Linked DNA regions of Mus musculus: region 1 is linked to region 2. The links are chromatin loops, found by intact Hi-C in ENCODE. Cell type or tissue: left cerebral cortex. All regions are shown on one strand. Each heading gives the region's core, and the rest is flanking DNA. Links, peaks and the distances in the headings are about the cores only.

What was found. Hi-C counts contacts between places; a loop is a spot of excess contacts. Peaks named below come from ENCODE experiments on the same cell type or tissue, not always from the same donor. Only the 100,000 strongest peaks of a DNase experiment are listed, where the experiment ranks them.
Region 1: it touches region 2 in a loop (2.2-fold over the local background); 5 of 42 quality-filtered maps call a loop at or near these places.

Annotation. Positions count from the first base shown.
Region 1 is chr8:122,132,931-122,148,221 of GRCm38, reverse strand. Gm39268 (a long non-coding RNA gene) reads left to right here. Exons shown (of 3, transcript XR_879282.2): 2 at 1-200; 3 at 1,875-2,460. It also overlaps a transcript of Zfp469 not described here. Among named protein-coding and RNA genes, the nearest start is that of Gm39268, 9.4 kb to the left of the region's middle. In left cerebral cortex, for the core only: CTCF peaks have their summits at 4,786, 8,289 (motif pointing right) and 12,551 (motif pointing left); DNase peaks (open chromatin) are centred at 8,207 and 12,489.
Region 2 is chr8:122,222,668-122,237,958 of GRCm38, reverse strand. It overlaps Zfp469 (zinc finger protein 469), which reads right to left and starts at 7,685. Exons shown (of 3, transcript NM_001362883.1): 1 at 7,548-7,685. In left cerebral cortex, for the core only: CTCF peaks have their summits at 3,649 and 7,054; DNase peaks (open chromatin) are centred at 3,780, 7,089 and 7,990; H3K4me3 peaks cover 1,569 bases; H3K27ac peaks cover 686 bases.

The DNA of each region.
Region 1 (15,291 bases), core at 4,784-12,783, 92 kb after region 2:
AAGTGTCTGTTGCGCATGCGTGCGTAGACACACACCTGACAACCAAACCGAAGATACGTAGAGCAGTCTGAGTTTCAGAGTCCTGTCTTCTACCCAGAAAAGGCGCCTAGAGATCTCCAACCAACAGTAACCTTGGGTTCTGGGAACAAGAGACTCCTACAGAACAAGACCTCCTGTCCATTCAGGGGAACTTGGAAAAAGTATGTGTTGGCAGAGGAGCAGGGAAGGGGTGGGGGTGGGGTGTGGAGCCATGACCGAGGCCCAGGAGACTAGTGTTAGAAACTCTGGGAAGGGCACAGTCACGATGCCCTGGATGCAGTGAGCATCTCAGGGTGAGACACAGGACTGGGCTGGTAAACTCGAGACTGTGACCAAACGCCTCAGAAAGACAACAGAAGACAGAAAAGGGTTGTCTGAAGCATGATGTCAGAGGTTCCGGTTCGCATGCTTGGCCTCACTGCTGCGGGGGGGGGGGGGGGGGGGAGTGGGCCTGCTCTAACGCACAAGTGTTCTCCATTCTCCCTTTGCCCATCAGCTGACTGTGGGTGGCTCCCTCAGACACACCCTCGTGTCTTGGCTAACCTAGGTGCTTCTCCTTCACACAGGATAATCAGGATCAGTTAGAGATGAGGAGGTCCCTGGGGGCAGGGAACCCTGAGAGCTATTAGGAGTGCCTTAGACACTGAGGGACTTTGGCAGTGAAGCAGATTCTGAGGGCCAGGGCAGTTGGCCTTTTTGGGGGTGGGGTCCGGCTGCCTTGGTCTTAGAGGTTTGTGATATTTCTTCACACTGAGCGCTCTGGAGTGAAGAAAGTATGCAGAATATCCCAGTCTGGAGACTCCAAAGTGGAAAAGCCTGTTGTTGTTTTTCCCTTGCAAGCTTGCATGGACAATGGTGGGTTTGTCTTGTAGCCTCCTCCAAAGTTCTGGCTATTTTCTCTGCCCTGTGCTGACTTCCTGTGAGGAGGGGACCGAGTGGGACAAGGAGGTGCTCCCGGGAGGAGCTGGGACATCTTCGGCTGAAGCTTTGTTTCCTCAGGACACCCAGTAGCTTTGGGGGTACATGGTCTGAGGAGAGCTGTTCACTGCCACCATGAAGACACTCTGGGAGTCTGAACATGAGTGAAGCCCTGGCTTTCTTCTGCTCTAAGCCCAAGATTCTTTTTCTCTGGGAGACTCTCCTTAAAGAGGCAGACAGGCTGGGTGTTCTCTGGCATGTTCATCTGTGTCCCCTCAGTGGGCAGGCCATGCCTAGGTGCCACCTTTACCTGCTATACACATGGGGAAAGTTGTGGACATGCCTGAGTCTAAGTCCCGTGTTGTAGGATCACTGGGTGAAGCACTGTGGAGACACGTGCCTCCTCTGCCACCACCACAAGCTCTCTCTGTTCTTTGTAGCCTTGTGCCTCTGAAATGTCACTTCTGTAACACTCGGTGCCATCACTTTTATACCAAGTTTCTGAGAGAGAGAGAGAGAGAGAGAGAGAGAGAGAGGGAGAGAGAGTGAGAAAGAGAGAGAGAGAGAGAGAGAGAGAGAGAGAGAACATTCTAACTAAACGCTGTGGTCCTTAGTATCCACAAACTGGGCCCAACCACAAGGAAGTCTGCCCCAAATTGCAAGCCCAGAATCTTGAATGATGCCACACTCCTTTGTGTTGATGACTCGGCTGATGCCCCCATCACTGGGGAGGATGGAGATGATTGTCTTTCGTACCCCAAAGGCCTGAAAGGTCCCTGGGCTGAGTGATTAGACCCCCAGCAGATGCTGTTGTTGGCAGAGATAAAACCTTTAGTGGGTGGAGCTTACTGGAAGAAGATTAGGTCATTGGGGACAGTCAGACCCTTAGCCCTTTCCTGGCTCTCTCTGTTTCCCAGCAGCCATGAGAAGACCAGGCTCTCTCTACCATGAACTATTGCCACAACGCAACATCGTCACCGACCCAACTCAACAAGGTAGACAGCGAGACCATGGACTTGAACTTCTGAGACCATGAGCCAAATAAGACTTTTCTCTCGTAAATTGATCTCATTGGCTGCTATGTCAGTGACAAAGGGCTGGACAGCATGGGGCACCTTGATACATGCATGGATGATACATGCACGTGTGCACCCATAATGCTGGGGCGCTCATCTGTCACACCATGACTAGTAACGTTACAACGGTAATTCTTTGGGTTCACCTCAGCCTGATCAAGACCCCGTCAGGTGGGCTGGCACTGTCTGACTGGCTCTCTACAGACCCTGGTGGGGCCTCAAGTGTGAGGACACTGCTGGGAAACCTCACGGCTCTTTGCTCAGTTGACACCACACCCATCCATCCTCCTTCCCTGATTCAGCGGAACTTTCCCACCAGCCCCTGTGCTTCTCAGCATCTGTTTCCATACCTGGTCTCCCAGGGTCAATTCCACAGCACGAACGTCAGCTGTTCTCAGCCTCTGGGTGTTGAATGACCCTTCCACAGGGGTCACATAAGACCACTGGAAGACACAGAGATTTACATTATCAGCCATAACAGTAGCAAACAGTAGCAATGGAAATAATTTTACGGTTGGGGGTCACCACAACACGAGGAACTGTATTAAAGGGCCGTGGAGTTAGGAAGGCTGAGAACCTCTAAAATAGATGAATGGCTGAGTTGCTGGTCTTACTCAGCCCTTCCTAGGATGATGGGCAGAGCAGGGTGTCCACTGTGGGACTGCTCTGGATGCTGAAAAACACAGCCTGGGACCAGAGTTGACAGCCGCCCAGTGCATTCTTTCTGGATACTGGCTGACTCTTCTGACCTAGTGACCTTTCTTTGCTTGGTGACTGCTCAGGCACTCCAGACCTGCTCTAGCTGAACAAGGCAAAGTGACCATCATGGCTGCTGAACTGGGCTGGAGAACTCCCAGCGCGGGGGTCGGGGTGGGGGTAGGGTGGGCTGCAGCAATCTCAGTCTCTATGATCTGGTCACACTGCAGTGGACACCGGGCCACACGCAGACGTGTTCGAGGTCTGTTGGAGCAGGGTGTGGGGGAAGTGAGTTCCCAGAGCAGCGTTGAAGGAAAAGGACCTAAAAATAGGCAGTGAGGCGTGACTCATGAGCTCTGCGGGCAACAGGGAGCATGGGGTTTGGGGACAGGAATTCCCCTCCTCAGGGTAACTTATTTGGGCTGTGGATGATGAAGGTAATCATCACAAGGTGACTCATCTGGGGACACAGAGGTCAGCCTTCAGTTGCTCCCATGAAGCTGACCTCTCTGCCTCAGACTTGTCTCCAGGACTACTGAGGGAGACGACAGAGTGACCTTACAGGGGTCACGGGAGGACATAGCCCAGGGAGGCAATGCTGGGAGCTGACGCATCCTCTTACCCACTGTTCTGGAGTCAGACTCCAACAAGAAGCAGGCCTGAGAATCAGCCCTGCATCCCAGACAGCAGACTGAGTCAGGACTCTCCTGGTTGCTCAACATTCTCCCTTCCCAAGGTCCTCACAGCCGGCTGCCTTCAGGTCTCCATGTAGCATGAGCTTGTTGCACCCGGTGCCTCCAAGGGGGCTGGTTTATCAGAAGCAGTTTCCCAGAACACCCCGTCAGCATGGCCTAGACCACTGAGAATGCCACCAGTGTCACCAGACTGCCTCTGTCCCCTACTGTGGTCCTATAGCTAAGGAGTGCTGAGGCTAAAGGACAAAGTTGAGTTTTCTGGGAAGCCGAGTTCCTGGTCTTGCCTGGAGAGGTCATCTCCTTGTCACTGAAAGTAAGACTTCAGTGTCCCTTGGACAGCTAATTTTCTTGTTCTCCCAGGTCATGGCCTTTCTGTGGCACTCCACTGGGCACACAGAATGCTTTAGCTATCACAGTTAGGTGACTGTCTTAGTCAGGGTTTCTATTCCTGCACAAACATCATGACCAAGAAGCAAGTCGGGGAGGAAAGGGTTTATTCAGCTTACACTTCCATGCTGCTGTTCATCACCAAGGAAGTCAGGACTGGAACTCAAGCAGGTCAGGAAGCAGGAGCTGATGCAGAGGCCACAGAGGGATGTTCTTTACTGGCTTGCCTCACCTGGCTTGCTCAGCCTGCTCTCTTATAGAACCCAAGATTACCAGCCCAGAGATGGTCCCACCCACAAGGGGCCTTTCCTCCTTGATCACTAATTGAGAAAATGCCTTACAGTTGGATCTCATGGAGGCATTTCCTCAACTAAAGCTCCTTTCTCTGTGATAACCCCAGCTGTGTCAAGTTGACACAAAACTAGCCAGTACAGGTGACTGTTATTCTCACCTGTCTGTCAACTCACTGTCCACCATATACCCATCTACCCACTTATCAGCTCGCACACCTACCCATTCACCAATTATTCATCCACCCAGCTCACCTGCCAGAGAGCCACATCCAGCCACCACCTCTCTATCATATCCATCTAGAGACTACATACGAAGTACCCACTCCCCAAAACTACACTAGGAACATGGCTTGGATAAGATGCTCAGCCCCCTGTTTGCCTGAGAACAAAGCCCACTGAGATGGACCACTATCCTTGAGAAGTACAATCTTAGGGGAGTCCATATCGGATGTCTGCAGAGCAGGGGATACATGTTAGCTGTGAGTACATCTGTCCTCCTACCATGCTGCCTGAGGGATCTAAGGAAACTTCCAGAAAAGCTTATGGATATCTAACAAACCATCCAAAGCCAGATGAGAAGCATTTGTGCATAGGGCATTCACCAGATTAGGGTGCACACCAGCAGATGGGGCCACATAAGCATATTCCTCCAGCTTAGCACTAGTGTCCCTGGTCCACACTGATGCCCCTGGTGGATGCTGTTAGATACTGTGTGAGTATCAATTGGCTGTTGGAGGCAGAGGAGGACTCTTGGCCAACTTCCTAGTCCTGTCTTTGGAGTGCCATAGAGGGGCTCAGAAGCCACCCTGATTGTGTAGTGACCTACATACACACCTGCATAGTACCTCTCCTCAGCTGAGCGGTTGGTCCAGAGTTGGAGCCAAGGGAGGAAGGGCTTGCGAGCAGAGAGGAAGACCAGACTGCACATCCCAGGTCTGGATATGGGCACGTGGCCTGCAGGCTGGGCACATTCAATCAAAATAGGGCAGGTTCTTAGGATTGCGATGGTCCTTCCAAAAGACAGGGTGAAGTGTCCGTCTGGTTACTGAGAGATGGGACCTTTGGGGACCTTTGGGGAGATGTCTTAAATGAAGGAAACTTTTGTCCAGTGGGTTGAGCTTTGTTCTCACAGGGCCTGTGTCCATCATGGGCTTTCCAGCTGCCATGACAGAGCCCCACCCTAAGCCAGAGGGGTGTCATTGCCTCAACCCCCAGAGGGGCTGAGTCGGGGGCTCAGGAGTTGGATGTGAGATGCTATGGTGTTCAGGATCCCTTTTCTAAGCAAGCTACTGCAAGAAATGACTCAGCATCCCAACTGTCATGTCCTCCTGGCCTCTCAGGACCCACAAGGGCTCCAGGAGGAAGGGGATAAAGGTGTCCTGTCTCAGGGTCATCCCTGACCCAGCCAACTTCAAAGCGCCAGGGCATCTCTGGAAATACCTTCCCGTTGGCACCCACACAACCTTTTGGGAGCAGGTGCCAGCCCTCAGTACACAAGTACCAAGGAGGGGCCTGAAAGAGGAGAGGCCAAGGGCTCCATGGCCAGAGCTGCCCCTCAGCCTGGGTGGGCACCGGAGTGTCTCTGTCAGGGAATGCCCCCCCTTGTGTGGCATCAATAATAAGAATGTATCAGATAACAGCAGAAACAAAACAAGGTACCGCAGTGCCACCTTATCTGTGGGCTGTGGCAGTGCCACCCAGGTCTCTGTGCTTATCTGGGGGCTGGCAGAGTTCGGATTCATTCCTCTTGGGTTGCAGGAGATACTGGGATATTTATGGAATGTCCTCAAAGGCCTTGGGCTGAACCTCTTCCGTTTAGAGAAGAAAGTACAGGCTGCCCAGGCCCATCTCCAGGCTCCTCGCCCTTGGCTGTGCAGAAAGCCAGTGAGCCAGCCACATTTCCTGAGACAGCTTCTTGAAGCAGGTGCCGGGCAGCCTTTGCCTGTGTGGCCTGTGGGAATTACTGACCACATACACTTAGCTCCTCAGGTCCAGCCTTGCCCCGCCAGGCTTATATCGTCCCATCAAAGGCACAGTACCTGACATAGTCGCAGGTGCCTGGGCGTATCTCATGCCCCCTCCTCCCACCCATCAACAGTGGCAGAGGCTAGCCCATGCATTCTTCCAGTGCAGAGTGTTGCTGGAGCCTCCTCGCCAGCTCAACCTTTCTGTACTGTTGCTTTCAGGACCTTGGTCCCTCATCCTGTGGCACCCAGCTCAGCCGGCCCCGCCTTCTCCCCTTGTTCTCATTCTCATCTCACAAGTGTTGTCTCTGATCTCAGAGGGATGGATCCCTGTGGTCCTAATGGAGAGGCTAAGAGCACACAGATGTGGGTCTGACATCTGCCACGTACTGGAGACACTGACAGGGCCACCGCTTCCTGGTTGGCCTCTTCCATGTTTCCTTCAGTCTGTCCCATGGCCAAGCAGAAGACATTAGCCACCATGTCAAGCACGCCAAATTCCAGGATGCTGTGTCCAGCTTGGTGTCAGGTCCTGAACTGTTACCTGGGCCCTGATGACATTTGGGCTCAAGTGGAACCAACAACAGCAGACACAGCCAAGCCAAGCCTGGGTTCTTTCTTGAGCCTCCCAAGCCCAACGAGCACATCAGGGGTCAAGAACCCCACTTTAGCCCTCATTACCGCTCTGTGAACAGAGCGCATGTGAGGAGATGCAGCCTGACCAGGCAGTGTCAGACATGAATATGAATTCTCCAGGAGAGAGAACCAGGTAGGCGGGCCTGCAGGACACAGAGTGTCCTGGGAAAGGTCCTACCTCTAGGCTTCTTGGGTGTCTCGCTCATACTTAGATGGTTCATAGTACTGGTTTGCATATATTGAGGGCCACTAGCACACACTGGGAAGGGCCAGGCACCAGAGATGGCACTTTCACATCATGGACACCTTTTTCTCTAGCACCCTTGGACCACCTAGAGTGCCACAGACCTCAGCAGTGGTTTCCCTGTCCCTAAAGCTGCATCCAACACAGCGTCATCTCCTTTTCCTAAGGCTGCGGAGCCCCGTCACTGAACCATGCCTGTCGGCCTGCTATGCCCTGAGCTCTGTGGTCAGTACACTCCCTGTGCACTCATCCATATATCCTACTCGGTCCTGGGACACAGAGGGCACCAGATGCATCACCTGCACACAATGACTGACTTCCATACAGCTTAGAAAAGCTTCCTCCCCACCCAGGGCAGTGCTCCCCACCCACCCAGATCAGTGTTCCTTCCCACTCAGATCAGTGCTCCTCCCACCCAGGGCAGTGCTCCCCTGCCTCCTCCCCACCCAAGGCAGTGCCCCCCCATTTCCCCTGCTTTTTTCTCCTTCATTCCCTCATTACACAATTATTTACAGAACTGACTTGGGTCTGTCCTAATGCTCCTCAAGTGGGCCATTTCTGGTCATGAGAAACAGGCTGTGACATTCTGCAGGATGGGCAGGGGCACCGCAGCCATTGGGAGAAACAAGTGCCTGCTCTGAGTCAGTATCACCTGGCTTGTGTCAGCTGCCAGTGAGGCATAGCCTTTGACTCTCCTTGACATGGGAGCAGACAGTGCAGGGACATGAAGGAGGGAGGACTCTGGCTCCTGTAGCACCCATGGGGCCTGGACACGCCTCAGTGGCCCCCGTCCAAACAGGTTGTAAGACCTGCCTGACTCAGTAGCAGCTATGGGGCCTGCCGTGTAAGTGAGAGATGACAGAGCCAGCCATGAGCCATGGTCACCACTAGAGACGACGGGAAGGTCCCCATTCAGGCCAGGATGAGGGGACATGGGAGATTTGTCTAAAGCAAAGCCAAGGATGGCAGGCAGTCCAGTGGTCCCAACACCTTTCTGGCCCATGTCAAGAATGAAAACTACTCATCACATGAGGGGACAATGATAACTCAGCTCTTTGCTCTACTCTAAGATTGCGTGGCTAGCCCACCGTTCCAGGTTACAAAATCAGAGAAGCCCAGAGGGCACCGCACAGATGGCAGAGCCCAGGGCAGAAGCTGACCTTGGCTCCTGGCCCACATCACAGCAGACCATGGCACAGGTCCTCCGGAACCAGCACTCTGCAGGGTGTCATAGCTCCCCGGACAGTTTACAAGACTGGACTGGCTCTCCTCCCCACGCCTGACCCTCACAGCTTAGGTCAGACAGAGTGATTCATAGGCCATGAGGCGGGGCCATGTCTCTGCTGTCCAGCAGGGGGCCACAGAAGGGTGAGCACTGGGTTCTGTGGCAGGACAGGGACAGGACTCTAAGGCTGCTTCTTTAGACAATCATTCCACTGGGAAGCAGGGAGATTGCCCTTGGGGACAGTGACACTGGTGGATCTGGTAGATCCTGAGCCATGGGTAAGGCACAGATTCCCCCTTGCTTCTATTGAGAGACTTGTAGTGGGTAGAGGGGAAGGCCAGGCATCTGACTGCCTTTCCTTGTGTGTGTGTGTGGTGTATATGTGTGGTGTGTGTGGGGTGTGGGGTGTATGTATGATGTGTGTGTGTGGTGTGTGTGTGTGTGTGTGGTGTGTGTGTAGGGGTGTATGTGTGTGGTGTGTGTGGTGTATGTAAGTGTGTGTGTGTAGTGTGGGGGCTGTATGAGTAGGGTGTGTGTGTGGTGTGAGGGGATATATGTGTGGTATGTGGTATGTGGGGTGTGTGTGTGCTGTGTGGTATGTGGGGTGTATGTGTGGTGTGTGTGTGTAGGGGTGTATGTGTGTGGTGCATGTGTGTGTGTGGTATGTGTGTGTGTGTGTGTGTGTGTGTGTGTGTGTGTGTAGTGTGGGGGCTGTATGAGTAGGGTATGTGTGTGTAGAGTGCTAGTCTTGTGGGGCTGTGTGGTTCGTGCATGTGGGGGTGCCTGTGCTTGTTCCCATGTGCAGTAATGTGTGTGCTCTTAGTGTAGGGGATTATATGTGTGTTTCATGCCCGTGTGTATGATGTCTGTCACTCCCATCGTGTTTGTGTGTGAGTATGGTGTATGGCATGTGTGGTGTGTTTGTGTGTATGTGTAGGGTGTGTGTATGCGCGCAGAGTATATATGTGGTGTGTGTGTGTGTGTGTGTGTGTGTGTGGTGTGTATGTACACGTGTGTGTGTGGTGTATGTGTATGTGTGTGTGGTGTGTGTGGTGTAGTGTGGTGTGGTGTGTAAGTACAGGTGCCTGTGGAAGCAAGAAGAGAGCACCAGATCCCTTGGGTCTGAGATTGCAGGCAGTGATGAGCTGTCTGATGTGGGTGCTGGGAACCAAATCCAGGTTCAAGAGCAGCAAGCATCGTAAGAGCCGAGCCTTCTTCCCTGCTGCAGAGGTGTACCTTTTAAAGTCTGGATTACATTATTCCAACACAGAGACATGAAGGCAGAGAAGGCCAGCTTCTTCAGGTGCTGCTAGGCCGACAGGGTGTCTATTTGGGGCCCATCTCTCACTTCTTGATCCCCGCCCTGGCCCCCATAGCTTCTCTGCATGCCTGCCCTCTGATTCCCCAAATAGGACTAGACAGCTTTCTCTCTTTATTTCACTAACCCATCCAATACTGACAGACAAGGAGCTGCCATGTCTCCCATGCTGAGGGGGGTGCTCCTGGACATGTGGTCAGGACAGACCTTCAGTCTGGTGAGGGTCACAGAGAAGCCGCGATGGAGCTTGAGGGGAAGCAGTACTCACTCCTTTAGCTACGTTTTCTTGTCACTGTGACACAGTAGCCATTAGTCAGCCTCTCTCTTCCCATGGGAGTCTCCTTGAGGGTGTGGACTTGGTGTTAGAAATGAAGCTGGGACAGAGCCTTTGAGGTCACCATGGAATAGTCTAAGGTGGCCAAAGGAGAAAACTGCCAGAGTTTGACAGGATGGACTTCGAACCCTGCTTATCCGTTGGATGGGGTGGATTTATTGTTGGAAAACCAGGAAGACTCAAGGACCCTGGTCCAAGGCTGGGCTACAGCTAACAGGGCCTGTGTCTGTGGTTGCCTCCCCCCCCCCCCCATCCTGGGCTTCAGCGTGTGTTGGGTTAGGAGTAGGGTCCTGGGGATACAGGCTCTATATCCTGTTATGGTTGAGTCCTAAGTGTCCCACAGGTTTGTGTTTTGACACTTGTTATACACTTGGCAGCACTATTTGAGGAACCTCAGGTGAGGCCTCGATGGAGGAGGTGTGTCACTAGGGTTATGTCTGGCCCCTCCTTCAGGCCTCATTCAATCTCTGCTTCACTGTGATAGTCTCGACCACACACCGCATGATCTGAGCTGCCCGGCCACGTCTTCCCTAATTGTATCTATTGGGCATTTTGGTCACAGTTAAGTGAAGGGAACACATATGCCAGCCTTGAGCAGTGATGAATGCAAAGGACCAAACTGTTGAAAAGAAGAGAGGTAGAGAGCAATGCCTAAGTTCCATATGGGGCAGATACACAGGCAGCGGCGAGTTCCCCTGGAGCAAGGGCATGACCAGATAGGTCACTCCTTGGCTGAGGGGCCTGGTGCAGAATACCAGGGCCTGTGCAGATGGTAAGGATTTTCAGACAGGCTGGGAAGATGGTGCAAACATAGACACATCTGGAAAGCGGGAGCCTCAGTTGAGGAACTGTCTCCTTCAGACTGGCCTGTGGGTTTACCTGTGGTACATTTTCTCCATTGTTAATTGATGTGGAAGATCCCAGCCCACTGTGGGTGTTGCAATCCCTAGGCTGTTGGGCCTGAGCTATATAAGAAAAGTAGATGAACAAGCCAGAGGGAGCAAGCCAGTTAGCTGCACTTCTCCATGGTCTCTGCTACCGTTCCTGTCTCTAGGTCCCTGCCTTGAGCTTCTGTCCTGGCTTCCCCTGATGATGGACAGTGATCTGTAACCCAATAAGCTCTTCCCTTCCTCCTTCCCTTCCTCCTTCTCTTCCTCCCTTCTTCCCCTCCTCCAAATTGCTTTTAGTCAATGATTTATCACAGCATCATAAAGCAAACTAAGGCGACACTGAAGTATAGATGAAGACCCAAGTTCCAACCCTCTGGACCCATGTAAAACATTGGCTATGATGGCACATGCCCGTGATCCTAGCCTTGAAGAGGTGGAGATAGGAGGAACCCATGGAACTTGTTAGCCATCCAATCTAGACAGAGTACTGAGTTCCATGTTTAGTGAGAGACCCTGCTTCAAAAAATAAGGGGAGAGTGGTTGACACATAATGTTGCCCTATGAGCTCCGAATACACATATCCACACATGTTCACACCCACTTGTGCAACACACACACACACACACACACACACACACACACACTCTATATCCAGTGGTCTCAGAAAATTAACCCCTGTGCAAGGCCTTCTGGGTAGGTTCCTGTATGGCCCTTCCCTTCTTTAGACTTGGGTAGAGAACCCTGGCCAGAGGTTCCTGCCTGGCAGGACCCAAGAGCTCAACTAACTGTCTCTCAGGGCATGAGGTGTTCTCTTAAAAATAGACACTTGACTTTCTGGAATAGAGAAGGCAGGGCTGTAGGAACCTAATGGCTCCCTTGAGAGGCACTGAGCAAGCCCCCTGTCACATCTCAAGGCCCCCACAACAACCCAGGGCCCAGTGGGTTCCTGGAGTCACAGGAGATTTCCAGCACTTTCCTGCTTTAGCCTTCGCTCAGCTAAGCAGGTGCTTGTGCCTCTGTCTGAGCACCTGCCTGGTATCTCAGTGGAACATGGCTGCCTGCTGGGGCTCCTGGCTGGAGGGTGGCTGTCGACTATGACCCCTTGACAAGAAGCTGCAAACATCTGCACACCCTTCTACAGACTCTCAGGTCCCTCTGAGGCCAGGAAACTCCAGAATGGAGTACCTGGCTCCCTGAAGACCGTGCTCTGGCCTAGCCTGGCCCATTCTGTGGAACGAAAAAGGCTGACCAGGAGACCAGTGAAAGCCACAGTCCTCCCCACATTGTCCCTGGGAAGACTGCCTCAGCCGAGGGTGGAGAGGGTGGTCTCCCAGATCCCTCAGAAAGCTGACAAAGCCCTTGGAAGTGAAGCAGAGCTTCCATGCAGTAGAAACTAAAGCCACCTCAAAGGTCATAGTTCACATTGGTTGCCATGGCTGTCAGGAGTGTGATACCCAGCCAGTCACTTGGAGCTGCTCCATGGAGTTCCTCAAACCAGACTGACCAGCGTCCATAGACCCGACAGAAGCCAGTGAGCTCATTCAGATAGGACAAGGAAAACGGTATGCTTTTGAAAATACTGAAGCTGTAAATGCTGACGGTGGAAACCGACTGTGGAAACTCACTGTCAAGCACTGTCAAATCTTCAAAATGAGGCTCAAATACGCAGATATTCGAGATGGCTGCAGGCTGAGACAGCAGGGAACTGAAGCAGAAGTTTACCAGCAATGAGGGAGGAAACTGTGGGCCGCCCACTACACAAGGGCACACCGCTCATTTTTGCACACACACACCCATCACCACTTTCCTGCTGCCTCCTGAGTGCCCCCCTCTGGCTCCTCCCTGCCAGTGCAGGATGACCCCAAAACATCTGTTCTCTCCTTTTCCCCTCCATTGATTTATTTATTCACTTTACATCCTGATCCCAGGCCCCCTCCCCCCCTACAGCCCCTCCCCCTCTCCTTCTCCTTCTCCTCTGAGAAGTGGGAGGCCGCCCCTGGGTACCAACACACCCTGGCACATCAAGTCACACACAGGACTAGTCACTTCCTCGCCCACTGAGGCCAGACAAGGCAGCCCAGTTAGGGGAACAGAATCTACAGGCAGGCAACAGAGTCAGGGACAGCCCCCATTCCAGTTGATGGGAGACCGGCATGAAGACCAAGCTGCACATCTGCTACATAAGTGCATAGACCTCAGTCCAGCCTGTGTGTGCTATCTATTTGGTTGGTGGTTCAGTCTCTGGGAGCCCCCAAGGGTCCAGGTTAGTTGACTCTGTTGGCTTCTTGTGGAGTCCCTGCCCTCTTTGTGCTTGGCTGTGGGTATCTGCATCTATTTCAGTCAGCTGATGGGTGGAGCCTCACAGAGGACAGTTATGCTAGGCTCCTATCTGCAAGCATAACACAGCATCATTAATAGTGTCAAGGACTGGTTCTTGTCCACAGGATGGGTCTCAAGTTGGGCCAGTTCTTGGTTGGCCATTCCTTCAGGCTCTGCTCCATCTCTGTGCCTGCACTCTGAGGACTCTGCTGTCTATCCAGCAGGCTCTGTGGCCTGAGCAGACATGTCAAAACCAAACACTTCCCAAGTGTAACTGTTTGTGACTGGACACCTGTGAACGTGGCCCTTCTCTCCCACAGAAACCTCTAGAACAAGACACTGGTGCCCCCATGAGCTGTGTCAGCCTCGTCCAAGGTATCTGTGACAGACTTTCCACAGTAGCAATATACCCAGGTTCCCAGGAGGCCCTGAAACCTTAACATTGCATCCACTCAGACTTTTATGCTGGGGTGCAGGCAGGGAAAAGGAAGTTAACAGGCCTTGGGGTGGGTATCCTGTGCTGGTCACACAGTTCAGACGTGGGAATGCAAGGTAACGCTCTGGAGTTACCCCTTGAGCATCAGAAGGTCCCAAAGGTGCACGGTCCTTTAGTGGGCAGCATCTGGCCGTGTGATCCAGCTTCCAGGCTGTGTATTCTCAGTTGCTGAGTTCTTCAGGAGCCTTGTCCTTGACTGGCTGCCAAGGGCAGACAGAAGCTCCCTGCAGCTCTGCTGCTCAGAGGCCAAGGCCTAGACATCCTTGCTTGGCAGGAGGTGGTACCCCAGGCCCACTGGGTCACCAGAGCGGGTGCCTCACCCGTCTCCTGACTCCTAACTGCTGAAACCCTGAGAAGGGCTCTGGAGAGAAAACTTGCACTGATCTTGCTCAAGAGCACATGAGCTCAAATCTGGACATGTTTGCCAAACACCTGCCAGGCTGCCAAGGCGAGTCCCCAGGGTCAACAGACAGCCTGGCCATGGGCACCTTGGCCAAATGAGCACAGAAAGCTGCCACAGGGACCTTGTCACCCTTGTCCTCAGTCTTGTGAGTGGTGACAGGGATGGAACACAAGCTTCCCTTCCCCACCCCTCGAGATCTGGCTTCTCATGCCTGCAAGGTGCACAGACTCTGCCCATCTCTAGGCCTGAGCAGGAGCCAGAGATCCATCAATGTCCCCTACTGCCAAGAAGGTTTGTGCAGGAGGAGGCTCTTGGAGATGCCAGGGCACACACGCATGTGGGGACGGGGCGTTCTGCACATAGCATTTATCTGACTTGCAATGGAGCCTGCCAGCAGGTGAAAATATTAACATCAACTTTATCTCTTTCCCCTGGCGCTGTACTGTTATGTCCTTCTGGCTCAGCTGGTTTATTTGAGAAGCAAAAATACACTCACTTATGTGTGAAGTTCCAAGGCCCAGAATTCCAGGACAGGTGATGGCTACCAGTGTCTCTTGGGCAGTTACTATCTCACTTGGATGACAGACAAAAGAAGTAGCTGCCATCACCACTGGCTCTCCCTGGCCCACACACTAACTGACCCTGTGCTCCCTCCATCCATAGCACAACCCTATCCACCCCCAGAATACTCTGAGCCCAGGCTAGACCTCTGCATTGTACACTAAAAATGAAGTCCACAAGGACATGTGACCCTGTTGAGATGCCCAAGAGCTGTATAATACTGTTTTTCTGGGACAATCTCAACCACTCAGACAATTCACAAGAATTTAAAAAGAGTCCAAAGTAAATACACTGAAGAATGAGTTATAGCCGTCCCTGGCTATCTTTTTGTTCTTTTATCTGCCTTTGCACAACTCCCAAATTTTCATAATGAGAACATGGGACCAAAACAAAAGACAAACCCAAACCCAGACATTGCCATTTTTAGAAAGCTCAGTGGGAGGCTCCCAAACAAGCCACACAAATGTCTCCTCCCTTCCAAAGCGTGTCTGCACTCAGAGCAGATCATGGGAAGGGGACAGGACCCCGGGTCTGGCTCAGCCCCTCTGACCTGATAGGACTGTCATGACATTTACTGTAAGAGTCCTAGAATCTTCCTAGGAGGCAGGGGCTGGTGGCCCATTTGATTGACAGAGAAGGTGCAGCCTCAAGTCACACAGCCCAGGTGGAGGCTAGCATACTCGAGGGCCTGTTCTGCATGCATCTGCCTGGATCTGTCTAACCCCCACCCATGAGTCTGGAGCTTTCCCAATTCACGAAAGGCGAATGACGGCCCAAGAGTGTGGGTCCAGCCTACC
Region 2 (15,291 bases), core at 2,688-10,687:
GAAAGCCTCCGGGTGGCCGTGGTGAGAGCCTCCCCTCATAGGCCAGTCTCGTGGATGCAGAGTCTTGGTTCCCTGCAGGGCCCGAAGCCTTCTCTCCAGTAGTGTGGGAGAAGTAGTGTGCCTGAGAAGCAGATCCTGGGCGCCTTCGTTTGTCAGAGTGATCCCTGCTAGGGGAGCAATGGAGACACTGCACTCTGGAAGGCTTTGCTCTGTCTGCAGACGCTCGGGCATGCCGCCCCCAGGGCTTTACCCAGGGGCGCACCCAGGCCACGGATGCCAGAGCTGAGAAGCATGGAGAGCCACATTCATAGCACATGGACCTTCAATTCTCCCAGAGTGACTTGGCGACCTCGATCTGTGACACTTTTGAGACCCTTCCAGTGCTGCCAGTGCGGTTCCCTTGGGACTCTGCACATGCTTCGGCTACCTCAGTGTTCCCAGAGTAGCTATATCCTGTCTCTCTACTGGGGACCTGAGGAGGTAGGTCCTCTACAAAGTATGGCTTTGCTGGGGCTTCGTAGATAGTGGGTAACAGGGGAGTCCACACTCCGTTCCATTTACTAATTGATAACATCAGCACAGGGTCCAGCTGGCGTGACTTGATACAGACAGCGGCTGAGCACGATCAGCGGCAGACAAGGAACACCAGGGGGTCAGGACGAGCCATAGGGATGTGTCCCTGGACCTTCACACTGCTGCTTCCTTTGCTTGGATTCCTCTGTCCTATTAGGAATGCTTGACAAACCTTCTGTCATCCTGCGAATGTATCTCAGAGACTTATAGCTCTGGGGTGGGGGTGGGGGGCTAACGGTTTCCTTGATCTCCATTAGTTACCTGCTCAAAGGGAATGGCAGGGATACACCTCACCCTACAGCTAGCCAGCCAGCAGCTCAGGCAACTTCTGAGCAAAAGCACGAAGAGACAGACACTGTGGGTGTCAGTCAGCAGGCCAAGGCATTAGAGTCTCTCAGCGCCGCACAGCCACGAGCCAAGTGGATATGACGACAAGAGGAGTCACAGACTTAAAAAGAGGGTGTATTGTCCACCCAAGAAAACCCCTTTACAACAATGTTCTATGTGCAGCAGCCCAAAGAACTGAACATCCAGGGCTGGAACCACGGCTCAATCAGAAAGGTGCTGACTGTGTGAGATCCACCCTCAGGCCCACAAGGAAAATCAGGCATGGTGGTGCATGCTCGTAATCCCAACCCGGGTGACTTGGTGACAGGTGGAGTCCCTGGCAGCTAGCCTAGCTGAACTGGCAAATGCTAGGCCAATGAGAGACCCTCTCTTGCAAAAGCAAGGTGGATGATGGCTGACCTCTGACCTACATACAGACACATAGACACAGATAGCCAGCCATACACACACACACACACACACACACACACACACACACACACACACACACACACACACAGAATAAGTAGACATTCATACTTTTTGGACAAAGTATGTCCCGATCACAGCCTTCTTGTTCTTAAGCTGGGGCAGTATAAGTATCACAGGCCTGACTTGATGTCCATGGAGCAGGCCCTTGGGTGACAAACCAAAGCACAGCCCTGGTGGCCTCACATTGGTGGCAGTACCTGCTGGAGCAGTACCTTCCAGAGAATCTTTCATGTGTGAACTTCCAAGAGCACCTGGGCCCTCCAGGTGTGCATGACACCCACAGGCCCTGGGCTCCTGATGGCAGATAGAAACCATTCCTGGCAGTCCCTTCACCCACCGTTCCTCCCTTTCCTTGCCTATAAAACACAACAACAGCAACCTGCTCCTGGGAAGATGACCATCTCAGGTAGAGTCCCACCATGCCTGCAGACCCTGTCCTTGGCACCTCCCCTTGGCCACTCTCAGGGCCCTCAAGCTGGGGAAGCCCCAGCACTATTGGTGTGCTATTGGTGTGCAAGCTCAGGCTCCAAGGCAGGCCATTCACGTTCTCCCTGTATTTCCTTGCCCCTGGGTGCAGCCTGGCTTCAGGCTCTCCCTGGATAGGTGCTTGGTGCTGAGGGCCCTGTCATGTAAACTCCGCCCTCTCCCTGTCAAACCCCATCCACCTGACATGGACGCCCTGGCTACATCAGCAGGAATACATGTCCAGGGCCCACAGGGGATTGGACAGCGTGTCCTGGTCCCTCTGACCATCAGTACTTACACTGGGTAGCCTGGGGCAAGTGCCTCACCAACAGTTGTGTGTATGCTACCCATTTGGTCTACCGATCTTGAGTGTGTTCCAGATCAAGATCGGCCAGACGGGATGAAGCACCCGCCTGGGGTTCAGGCAGGCTTGAATGATTCACCTGACCTCTGGGAGCCTCTTTTCTAGGTGCAGGGCAAGATCTCCCACACTCAATGGCAGTTCAGAGCCTGTAGCAAGCAGCTCCCCAAGGGTCGGACATGCCACTGACTTTAACACACAGTGACCCTGGTCAGCAGTTGGCTCCCTTGAAGGAAGCTATGGGAAAGATTTATAGGATGTGGTTTTTGGTCATGTTCTAGGGTCCCTCCTGAAGGCCCAGTCTCCTGCAGGAGTCCGGGTAGCTCAGGGTCTCATGAGGAAGGCATTGAATGCTTTGCATAGAAGTTGGAGTCCAGCCCAGTGTGAGGTAAGAACGTACGTGGAGACGCTAGCATCTCAGGAGGGATAGGATGGAGTATCTTGCAGGACAGAATCGTCCCCTAGACATGGCTCAGGGTCCTAACCACAACTCTCTTTGCCTTGATGATTCTGTCTGCGGCTGAGCGGGAATCTGGCCCCTGAACGATGCATTACCCACTAGAGTCCATGGCTCTCAACCTCAGAAAGGGATACACGGCTCCTACGGCTCACTGACCTGTGGAGATGTGACATGGCCCAAGGCATGGTGGCAAACAAGATCGGGTGGCTCTTCGGGCTCAGCACCTCTGCTGGGAATTACCAGAGAGAAATGAAGACATATGCCCACAGAAACACCTGGACATATATGTCTATAGTAGCAGGATGCATAACGACCACATATCACTGCAGTGACAGGCATACAGAGCCCTTGGGGGGGGGGTTGGGGAGGACACTGTCCAGCCAGCCAGAGGCGAAAGCTCTGACCAAGGCAGCTGCTCAAGCCCTGAATGCATGACATCCAGTGAGAGAAGCCAGACACAGAAAGCCACAGAGCATGAGCATATGCACATGAAATGTCCAGAATAAGCAAATCCATAGAGGTAGAGATAGAGGAGATTAGAGGATGCTGGGAAGAGGTGGGGGAGGTGGTGGAATGTTCTAGAATGAGATTGTGAGTGCACAGCTCTGTGAGCGTACTAAACCCCATAGGACTTTTACACTTTGAAAGGGTGCTGTGTGGTGGGTGCTGTGTGGTGGGTGCTGTGTGGTAAGTGGTAGGTGGGGGAGGCGAGGCCTTTGCCTTGTAGGCTGCACTGGATGGTGATGGTGCCCACCGCAGCTAGCACCCAGCCTCAGCCAAAAGACTTGTTTCTTCAAGGACCAGACCAGCAGCCTGGCTCCTGGACTGGCCAGCCATGGAGTCAGCATTCCATGCTCCCGCTCCTGTGGTGCCCAGTGGCCACATCCAGGTCCTGCAGAGCCTTGGCCTGTTTACACACGGCCAAGGCCGCATTGGCCCGGTGAACCCCAAGGAATGTGGAAAATGCCGCTCAGGGGCGCTCCTAACGGTCACATTCTGCAGTGCCCCAGCCGGCTGGGGCCCCTGACTGCTGCTCATGAATGTTGACTCTGTTAGGTGGCTGGCTGAGATGCCAGCCCCGGAGCAGCCAAACACAGGACAGACGCTGTGAGAGACAGCCAGGGGACGGAATGTCCCCCATTCTGCCACTGGCACCAGCACCAGCAGGAGGAGCCAGGATGGGAGGGGAAGCTTCCTCAGCCTGTCTCCTGGGCATAGTCTCCAGCGACTCACATGTGTGGCCATTCACAGTGGCACTCACCTGTCTTTGCTCTCTAAGCCTGTTCAGTAACACTACACCCTAGGTCGGGGACAGGGTAGGCAGAGAGGCCTCCCATTCTTGGCCACTTTTATACAGACTGTGGCTCCATGTCTGTCCTGGTCTTACACACTGCAAAGGCCAGGACAGAATGAAGTTAGGCCTGAGGCTAATAAATAGGTCCCAAGCTAATAAATATTCTTTTTATCCACGGGGCTCACCCCTCTCATCTGGAAGGAGCAGAACTGAGTGGAGATGGGGTGTGCAGGTCAGAATCACTTAGAGAAAAAGAGAAGTTGGATCCCAGCTCCCAGAAGGCAGTGGGCCCTTTACATGCTGAGTGATGGAAGAGACTGTGTGTGTGTGTGTGTGTGTGTGTGTGTTGGGGGAAGGGTAGGATAGCAGAGTGTTGGGTGCATGGCAGTGTCCTCAGACAAGCCTCTCTGTAGCCTCTCCATGCTCATAAGCAGAACTTAGCTTGGGCGTTGCCTCTCTAGAGTAGGCTCCACTTAGCCAACAGTGTAATTCCCAGAGACCACTTCAATCCTGCCAGGCTGGACACGGAAATATATGGTTTAAAGACATGTCACAGTCCCTGCTCCACTCTGCCAGGCACACTTGCTCCAGTCTGAACTCAATACACGCTTCTGCAGCAACAGCAGCAGCAGCATGCATGCGTGCATGCGTGCACATGTGTTCGAGGAGCAGCGATCAGTGCTGAGGAACAACTGGTGGCAGGAACCTCACTGCTGAGCTCAGCCAGGCCAGGCACCTCTGCGTGGGTCCCTGCAGCCTTAGGACCTGTTTTGCACCATGTCCCATACCATGGATGAGCACTAAACACCTGAGAAGGGATCCCAAGCCAGACATGACAGACTTGCCGGACATGACAGATGCCTTGGCTCTTTGTGTCTCTGGGGAGGGAGGTCATTCCCTAGTGTGCACAGTGGGTTAGGCTGAGTGCAGTCCTTGGGAACAGAAATAGCAGCTCGCATACGGCATAGACATCATGGCGCTAAAGCGGAGGCTCTGATACAGATGATGAGATGCCCTGGGGTTTGTGGCTTCTTGGTGAGCAAAGTACGCTAGCGCAGCAAAGAACCACTACTCACCCGTACTGACCGGATTTCTACCACTGGAAATGGTGGGATGCTGGCAGACTTCATGACAGGTCTGCAGGATAACACTGACAGCTTCTACTGCCCTGGCCCCAGCCTCAGCCCCAGCCTCAGCCCCAGGGTGAATGGCAAGCACAAACAAAAAGAGAGAGGCCAAAGAAACCTTTCCAGGTCGTGAGGGAGCCATGTCACCTCAATACAAAGCCCAGAGCCCACTTGGAGCCTTCCTCCCGCCATGCTTGGGTCAGAGCACTATGGGTCAGCTCCACAGAGAACGGGGCTGAGGGTGTCAGTCAGAGGTGCTGGGTGCAGAATGTTATTTGGAGATGGGCTGGGCCATATTGTAGCTGCTGTTCCTTTTAGAGAGGGGACACGGCTTCACCTGCTCTGGTGATGGCCATCGAGGACAGGGACAGAATGGGAGGTGTCCCAAGAGGGAAGGGAACTGAGTGTCCCAGGTAGGTGTGGGAGGAAGGGGCTGTGTTAAAGGCCCTCTCACCCTTCATTGTTCACGCACGAGTTCCAGGAGGAAATGGGGTGAGGCCAATGGAGGGCTGATGAGGAAAACAAGAAGCAGATGCAGTCCAGTACCTGGCCACCTGCTTCCATCGGCTGGAGCCCAGGACCAGCCAGGTTTAGTGACTTGCCCAAGGCCATGCTACCTGCCACACTTGCCCCTGGCCTGGGTATACCTGTGCAAGTATGCCCCTCCTCCACACCGTTGCAGCTCTAGAGGAGAAAGCAGACCCAGAAATGGAATTCTTCCCAAGATGGATTGGGGGTTGGCCCAGAAGCCCAGGCTGCACATAAGTTTCAGTGTGTGGCCTGGCCTCTGCTTCCAGGCCATGTCAGTACTTAGCAAGGGCACGCAGAGAAAGACCCAGGGCTTGCTTCCCAAAGCAGGTGGCAGGACACTTCCTGGCTTGCAATGCCAAGTTGTAAAAGGTACATGCTCCAAAGACTTGGTGGGGAGTGACATACCACTAACTTCTCCAAGGCAACTGTGGCAACTCCAGGCTTACTGTGTCGCCTGTCACTCCAGGTGATTGACAGCTAGGGGCTTGGGCTGAAACGGATCCTCCAGTAGCGGCAGGACAGAAGGCTCAGGCTGCTGTGAAGGAGTGAGAGGCCATCGCTGGGGGCATACAAGCAGCCACTGACCTGGGTCGGTGGAGGGTGGGGTCTTGTGGAGACTAAATCACTGACACTGTAAGCTCATGACTTCAGAGCTCTCTTTGGCTCTCCCACGGCCTCTACAATGCCCTGGGATACTGACAGCCTGGAGTCCACTTGCTTTGTCTCACCTTATCTCCCAGACTGAAGAAACCCTGTGCCGTCCTCTGCTGCCTTCTCCCATTCACAATAAGGAAGACACACTCTGTTGGCTCTGCCCAGTTGTTTGGGACCTGCCAGGCCAAGCTTATGGCAAAAGGGACCTGCCAGGCAAGCTTATGCCATCCTGAAGGGACTGCTGGCCAGCTGCTGCTCTCCCCGACTGGCCCCGTCAATATGCCCAAGCATTTTGCCCGCTTGTCTGTTATTTTCCGGACTTGGGTGTTGGCTGAGTAAAGACGGTTGGGACAGTGCAGGACACAGAGGCCTCGACACACCTTTGTCCCTCTAACAGGGGGAACTGGACCAGAGTCAACTGGCAGTGTGGCTCTGGACTGTCAGCACCTCTGCTGCTTTCCAGCTGTGCAACACAGGCCACTCTGACCCTCTTCATCTAGAGCACGGGGTTCCACCCATTTCACTAGGAAGATTAAATGCAGTAGTAACACGTGGCACAGTCCCCACACAGCCGGCTCAGAGGAGCCCGAAGAAAAGCCATCAACTGTCTCAGCTGGAGCCCGAGCCCCACTCAGCAGCCCGGCTGTTCCGCTTTCCTGTCTGCTATGCACATCCCTGCTTCTACCCTGGGGTCTCGGGTGCAGGACAGGGTCCAGGCCGCCACTGGAAGTCCGATTGAATCCCGCTACGATACCCTCCCCTTCCCACCATCGCCACGAGGGGCGCAGTGTCTCCGCGGTCGGCTTAGCTTAACTCCGTGGACTCCTCCAGCGGAGCTGCCCCAAAGCACAGGGTGGGTGGGGGCGCGATGGGCCTCCTGGCGGAAGCAAGAGCGTGGTGACCCTCAAGTCCGCTAGCCGGACCCCATCCCGCCCGCGGAATCAGACCTTAGGGGGTCCCGAGCGGGCGGCGGTGGAGTAGCATACGAACGGTTCCAAGTCGCAATGAATGAGTTACCGCTTCACCTCCCGCAGCCCCGTGGCTCCGACTCCCCTGGGCTCTGGTGATGCTTGCTCTGTGCTTCGCAACTCGCGGGCGACATCCCCAACAGCTCTCTCAGGGGCTGGGCCAGGCAGCCCCGAGTTCGGTACTCGGCGCCTGCAGCTCGTCTCACCGTGTGTCGGAACCCGAGGCCAGCCGTGCGCCTGGAGGGCAGCGCGGTGACCGCACCCGTCCCTGATCACCCCAGCGACGCGCACTCACCTCCGCCCCGGCCGCGCGTAGCTCCAGTTCCCGGGACGCGCGGGGCGCCCGCGCCCGGACCGCGTAGCCCCAGCGCTCATCCCCGCCCGCAGCGCCCCGGCCGCCCGCCCGCCCGTCCGCCGGGCACCGAGCCGCCGCGCTGCGCCTGGGGCGGGGTGCGAGCAGAGGGCCGCCTCCCGGGCCGGTCCGCGGGCAGCGCTCGCGCGGAGGCCGGACGCACAGCAGCGCCCCGGCTTGGGTTACACGCTTGCGCCCCCCCCCCCCCCCGCCCCGCCCCGGCTATTTTTAGCACGGCTTTTCCTAGGTGTTGGTTTCATGTGATCCACCTAGCCACGCCGGCCTGGTGGGAAACTCTCTCCCCGGTCACCAACCCTCTCCCCCCACAACACGCTCCTTGGCCAGTTCTACAGCTGGCACGCCGCTGGGCGGAAAGCCTGGCTTCAGCGCAACTTCGGAAACGGCTGCCACCATTCCACCGTGTGGCTTCCAGTCGCAGCTCTATCCATCCTTCGCTCCTCCCAGTCCCTGGGCCACCAAAAGCAACTAAACCTCTTCCTCTGGCTTCTGTCCCGGAAGGTTAGGGCCCGGGCCATAGCTGACACCTGTTTAGGGGAAAATTCAGGTTAAGCCTCCCCCTACCCCCCAGTACATAAGTCTGACACTCTAAGGTGCTGCGGCCTGGAGTAGATGTCCAGCGGGCTTCTGTCATAACACAGAGCTCGAAGTCATCAACCTTGGTGGCTTCCTACTGGGCCATCATCCAGCCTGGGGATGAGCACACTGGAACGTAGTGGGGACCGAAGGAGCTATTTAGGTCTCTAGAGACGGAGGGGCACCTTTAAGATCATCTGACAAAATGCCACATCTAACATGAACCCAAGCTTCACAGATCAGGAATCTGCCAGAGGCCACACAGCTGGAAGAGCTTATGTTAAGATGTTCAGCTCAGCATGAGGGTTCAATGCCCCAGCATTGAGTAAAAAGGCAAGGTGTGGCGTGTATTTGAACCCAGTGCTGGGGAAGCAAGAGCCAGGCAGATCCCTGGGGCTAGCTGGCCAGGCAGCTTAATTTACTCGGTGAGCTCCAGGGTAACCTGTCTCCATAACAAAGCGGACAGCACCTGAAGCCGACCTCTGGTCTCCACGCACACACGTACACGATGTGAGCTCACAGCCCCAGGTCCTGAGAGAGAGAAGATCACTGACTCCACTTTAGATGAACTGGATCACTGACCATTGATCTGTGGGCTTCTCAACAGGCGGGGGTACTTCACGGAAAGAGACCCTGTCAGAAAGAGCCCTTCCACAGCTCCCACCCCCAGTAGGTCTAGCTGCCACTCAGAAGTTCCAGTTTCACTCCTGGGAACACCTTTATCATGCAAAGCAAGGCTGGGCGCAGGCTTCCAGGATGCTTCCTGGGAAACTCCTGGCCTTGGGCAGGTCCCAAGGCCTATGCTGAACCACTCACTTGTGAATGGCCCTGAGCTGCAGTGTGCTGCAGGGCAAAGCTGATCTTCCTGGGACTGTGCAGTGTGGCATGTGACAGTGAGTGAGCCCGAAGGGGATGCAAATGTGAATAGAATCTGGGTTGAGAGGCCCCCACCCTGCCCTGCACCCCAGCTCTGGAATTCTGATCACATTTCCGCAGTATCATTCTGGGCCTGTGGACCCAGGATCTCTTGCTCCTCAGAAAACATCCAGGAAGGGTCTGAGAAACTAACTGTGAGTGGAGGAATACCCCAGCTACCAGGCTTCCCAGTCCCTACTGCTGGGGTCCCACCCACCCGGGAGACCTTGGAAGACATATCTGTTTTAACTTTAAGGAAGGCCAAGATTTCAAAATATACCAGTGTGTTTATGTATGTATGTATGTATGTATGTATATATGTATGTGCTTGGGGCATGTGCATCTGCGAACACATATACATGCATATGTGTGCACATAAACATATATGTGTGCATGCATGTAGTATTTGGACACATGTTTCTCTAGCTGTGTGCCTCTGGACACTGCCCAGGCTACAGACACAATAACCGAGGTCACTGGTGCCCCCACCTGCTGCTACAGCCTTAACAGTGGACAGGCCCTGTAATTCTCGAGTCAGGTGGGTGTGAGGCCTACAGCCCTGTCCTACTGCTCAGGAGGCCATAGCAAGGCAGGTCTCCTCTGCTTGGCAAGCTGCTGCCCCTTTTCCAGGCTCTGGTGCTGTCTTCAGTCCTCTGACTGGAAAGCCTGCATCCTCTCCCATGGCTACCCGTGACTGATCAGTGATGTTGAGGCACAGGTGGGGCCGTAGTAACACTGTGAAGCCTCGGTGTGCACAGGATGGCAGGGTCAAGGTCTCCTCTCACTCTAGACATCAGTCACATGAGCATGAGAATGCTGTTATGAGACTTTTCTGAGTGACAGGGTCCTTCCTCAAGGATGCCTTGGACTTATGTCCGGCAGCCTCATCTTCTCCTCTCGGTCCTGAACAAGAGCCAGAGCTCCTGACAGAATGACCTCTTTGTCCTGGGAGGAGCTGCTAACACACACACACACACACACACACACACACACACCTGGGGCCAGAGAAGAGGCTCCTGAGGGAACCTCTCTGCTCCTGCCTTTCACCCCCCCCCCCCCCGCATGAACTTTTGGGGAAGGGATGGGAGTTCTGAGCCCTCATTCTCTAGGGAAATCGTGGCCCAGCCAGAGATGCTAACTTGATTTATCCAGCCACAAGGAGAGAGTCCAGGTCTCTGGCCCTGACCAAGCCCCTAGTCAACCCAGCACACAAGGCCAGCGCTGGCTACCTCTGGCAGAGGCTTCTTGGCTCTGGGGTGGCCAGGGAGCCAGCAGTGCTCCTGAGTCATCGCTCTAACTTCTGCCCGATGCAGAAACAAACCACACCACCAGCACAGAGCAGGGTGGGAGGAGCAGAAGTCTCTGGTGGATTGCAGGACCACACTGTCACACTCCAGCAAGTTTGACCCTGGCTACCTCAGCCGGTGGCCACAAGCCATCCATCCATCCATATACATGCATGTGCGTGCACACACACACACTTTGAAGGCCAAGTCTCACCCTGCCTTGCATGCTTGCACCAGTCACATTTGGTCATCAGGACACTCTAATAAGTGATGAGAAGCGGTGTTCCACCCCATAGACCAGCCCCAACAGAGACTCAGACCACTGTATGCTCCTTGGATTCCTCTGGGCATTTTCAAAGTCAGTTGCTAGAAAGGAGAAACTGAGGCTGGAAACGCTAAGAAGCCTGCCCAGGCAGGAGAATGGGGGCTGGTGGGACACACTGGGCACAGCCGTTATACACACACTGGGCACAGCCATCACACACATACTGGGCACTGCCATCACACACATACTGGGCACAGCCGTTACACACACACTGGGCGCTGCCATCACACACACTGGGCACAGCCATCACACACACACTGGGGCACAGCCATCACACACACACTGGGCACAGCCATCACACACACACTGGGGCACAGCCATCACACACACACTGGGGCACAGCCATCACACACACACTGGGCACAGCCATTACACACACTCTGGGCACAGCTGTTATATACACACTGGGCACAGCTGTTACACACACACTGGGCACAGCCATTACACACACATTGGGCACAGCCATTACACTACTTTGCAGGTCTTGCCTCCTCACCGAGGCCAGGGGAGACTGGAAACAGCCTGGGCCCTAGGCTCTGGGTCAAGCAAGCTCTCCTGCTCTGACCATGGCCAGTTCAGCACCTCAGGTAGCAGAAAAGCCTGAAGGGCAGTGGTGGGTCTCCACTCTCTGTCCTGGGCCTTGCAGCCTGTGGAGGCAAGCAGAGGGTCCTGTGCCCGTTCCTCGTCAGGATGCTCTGACAACTCTAGGGATCTGTCTAGGAACAGCCACCACATCAGTGCTGAGTGGATCCCCTGTACGGCTGGTCAGAAGTAGAGCCGTGTAGCTCGCTAGGAGCATGGGGTGTCTGTGGATCCCACTGGTCAGTTCCGAAGATCAGGTCTGTAGCCATCCAAAGAGTTCACTAGAGGCCCTGGCTCTACCTCCCCACCTCCCGACCCCCACTTCCTGCCAGCTGTGTGTCCTTGGGGGAGTCAGCAACCTCTCTGAGCGTCTACTTGCTCTTGCTCTTCTGGGTTCACAGCCATCCCCACATGCCCTGGTCAGGAAGGCAGAGCTGCCAGTGAGAGGCCTCCATGTCTCTGTCCTCATATGCCCTGCCATAGGAGGGGCCCTGGGGTTAAGATCAGTCGTCCATAGCAACTGCTGTCCAAGGCAGGAAAACCCCGTGCACCCCCTGAAGACCTGGGGTGCCAGCCCTGGGAATAGCTTTCTGGGATCCCCGAGGCTACCCTGCTCCTGGTGTCGGGTGAGAGTGGAGCCAAGTTCTCCCCTGGCATCCGAAGACAACATGCAGGCTCTGGGGTAGAGGAAGGAAGTCAAAGAGGAATGAATAGACCTCAGTGATGCTCTCAGCTCGTCTCTAAGCGCCTCGTGGTATAAGGGGCCTTGTTGTACCTTGAGTGGGAGCCGGTAGAGGGGAGGGAGAAGAGGATGGGAAGAGAGGAAGGTCAGATAGAAGGGACAAAGGAGGTGCAAGAGATGGGAGGGAGATGGGAGGGAGAAAGGAGGGGTCTACGGTCATACCATCCTGATCTCATCTGTACTGGGAGGCTGGGCTGGTCAGGACCAGCTAGGGAGGGTTGAGGGCTGATGCCAAAGCTGCTGGGCCAGGAGGAGACATTCCAGACAGACGGTGGCGCATGACTCAGAGCCCCGAGCGAGACTTTTCTGCCTCACTTCCAAGTGGTCCCATTTTATTTTTTTTTAAGAGGGGGCGGGCAAACATGACCTTCCTGAGAGCGCTTCACACAGGGATGACACGCACCCACCCACGTTCACTTAGCATGCAGCTGGTCACGCCCCCTGACTTTCCAAGGCAGAGGGTCTTCCGATGTGTGAGGCTCAGCAGCCTTTTCACCCCAACTCTAAGGGCTCTTATGCTGACACCTCCTCCTCCGGGAAGCCCTCCCTCTTACTTCCCATAGGGCTTCTCCTGGGCACTGCCTGAGGTTCTTGTTCTTCACAGAAGGTCCTGAACACCTGTCTGAAAACCTGGAAAATTGTTCTTAGCAGAGGCCGGGGCTACACTGCAGGGTCCGGGCTTGTGCTAGAACCTCTGTTCTCCCAGCCCTGGTAAACACTGCTCCTGTGTGTAGGATAGGAGGCTGGGTCTCTAGAGGCCCTGGGCATTTCTGAAAGAAACTGTTGGGTTTCCATTCATCTCACCAGAGCCTGCCTCCTGGCTGCCCCTAGAGGTCCCGAGTGTCTGAGGTACCGTAGCAGCTTAAGCCCAAGCCATTCCTACACTCTGTGGCCTTGCAGCCTCAGTTTCCCCATCTGCCACCCAGTGAATGAGCTGGGGCCCACGGGTGGCTCCTCTGTCCAGACGCCCGCTCTGGAGCACCCCTGACTCAGCCAAGCACAGACCTTCAGGATTGGAGTTCTAATGAAAAGAAAACAGAGGCAGTGGAGAACAGCGGCTGCAGTAACCCAAGCCAGCAGCCAGGGCATGAATGGGCCCTTTCATGAGTCACGGCCAGTGTGAGGCACCAGGCTGGGTCCAAGGAGTGGCAGTTCCTTGGGCAGGGAAAAGAGGGACAGCAGCCTGAGGCTAGCCTGCATCCTTCCTCCCATCCCTGCATCCCAACCTGACCCGTGAAGGGGCTTGGATGTCCCTCTGTCCAAATCATCATGCCCGTGTTTCTCTGTAAGCCTGTGGATCCCCACGTCCCGGCCCATCACCCCTTGGGGTGCCGGGGAAAGTTTGAGGAAGGTCTGTGTGAAAGGCACTTTGAGGAGTATTTCGCCCATCTGCAGGGTGCCCACTGGGTGTGCAGACAACTGGCTCTTTGAGGGTCTGTGGTGAACAGCAGCGTCCTTCTCTGCCACCTGGGTCTGCGTCAGCACCCTGAATGGCCTCAGTGTGCCCAAGCTGTCTTTTCTGTACCTGGCTACTGAGACTTCCAACATTCTTTTAGGGGGAAAAAAAAAACATGGCAAGTTTCCTGGGATCTTTCTCTCTCCAGATAACTTATCCTTCTCGGGCCAGCCAGACTCAAGCCAGCGCCTCTTTCCTTTGGCAACACTAAAGAAAAACCCATGCTTCCGTTTTGCCACCTGCTGCTACAGTCTGAACAATGGCCCCCTCTGACTTCACAGGGACAGGACAGCAGTCAGCAGACTTCCTTCTGTGCCACAGTGAAGGCCAATGGCTCCAGGCCAGCCAGTGGCAGTGACTCTAGGGCCCAGAGCATGCCTGCCATGTAGGAGAGCTTGTGTTTGTTGAATGAATACATGAACAGAGATGTAAAAAAACAAAACAAAACAAAACAAAACAAAACAAAAAAAACAGGCAGAAGGAAACCTATGGGAAAAAGCCAAAACTTTGGGTACATATGACGTGCAGACTCCGCTGTGATAATGACGTAAGCTCTGGCTCCTGGTGGGCTTCTTGCAAAAACCTGGACCTGGGAACTTGTCTATCTCAATGACGAGGGGCCGTGAACTTAAGAGACTCCAGGTTCAAATGCCAACACTGTCTTGTCTCTCCATGCTTTGGTTTTCCCCGCCCTGTCTCCACGGGGATTAAGGACAGTGTTCTGAGTGCTCAGAGAAGCCCCAGATACATTCCCACAGGTGCTGATTCTTACTAGTCTTGGTGGATTTCTGTGTGTGTGTGTGTGTGTGTGTGTGTGTAGGGAGGCAGAGGCTAACACTGGGTGTCCTCTAGTACTTTCAATCTTAACTTTAGGCGAGGGCTTACGCTGAACCTAGGATTTGCCAGTTAAGTAGACAGTGTGGCTGGTGAGCTGCAGGGATTCTCCTGTCTCCGGAGCCCCGAGGCTGAGATCTGCACAGTGCTGCTATTCTTACACAGATGCTGGGGATACAAACTCAGGCCCTCCGCTCACTGACTGAGCCGTCACCCTAGATCCTTCGCTGGCTTTTGTGGGTAACTCATTTTCTCTCCCACTGGCCCGCATTACTATGCTGGCCACAAACTATACTCCTCTATCGTGAGAAGTCTAATGATGTCATCAGCCACCGCACTTCAGAGTCTTCTTCAGCACCAAGCCTGTCCTCACTATGCGGCCTGCCCCACAGAGTCCCTGTCACTGTGGTAGACATGTGGCTCAGGGCATGAGGCCCTCTCCCCACAAGTGCACAGCAGTCACGCCATCAACCCAGCTCATCTGATGTCGAGGGTCACCGTCAATCAGATGACATTTACAGAAATATCCGTGGACTCCTCCAGTGAGCCCTCTAAACCACAGACTGTGGTGCCATGTTGTCCCTCAGAAGTGTCGTGGCTTCCTGGCCCCCACAGGAGGGACTCACACTGCAGAGGTCTCGGGACCTCTCTCCCTCATGGCAAAGCAAGCTGCATGAGTTGCATAGTTGGTCTCTTACTCCTTCTGACTCTGTATCTGATCTTCCCCTTTCTTGAAAAGTTCCTCCAACTGCAGCCTCTGCCAGCTGGGGAAATCTTCACTTATTCTTCAAGACCCTCACAGGCCACCTCCTCACGCTGCTCCTGCCTCCTCTGCTGGACCCTGGGTGGTGGGCCCCACTGTCTGCTCCACTGCAGAGGCTTGGACATGAAGACAGATGGGATCCACCCTCCCGTCCATCACACTACCCTCCCTGACCTGCAATGCTCTCATC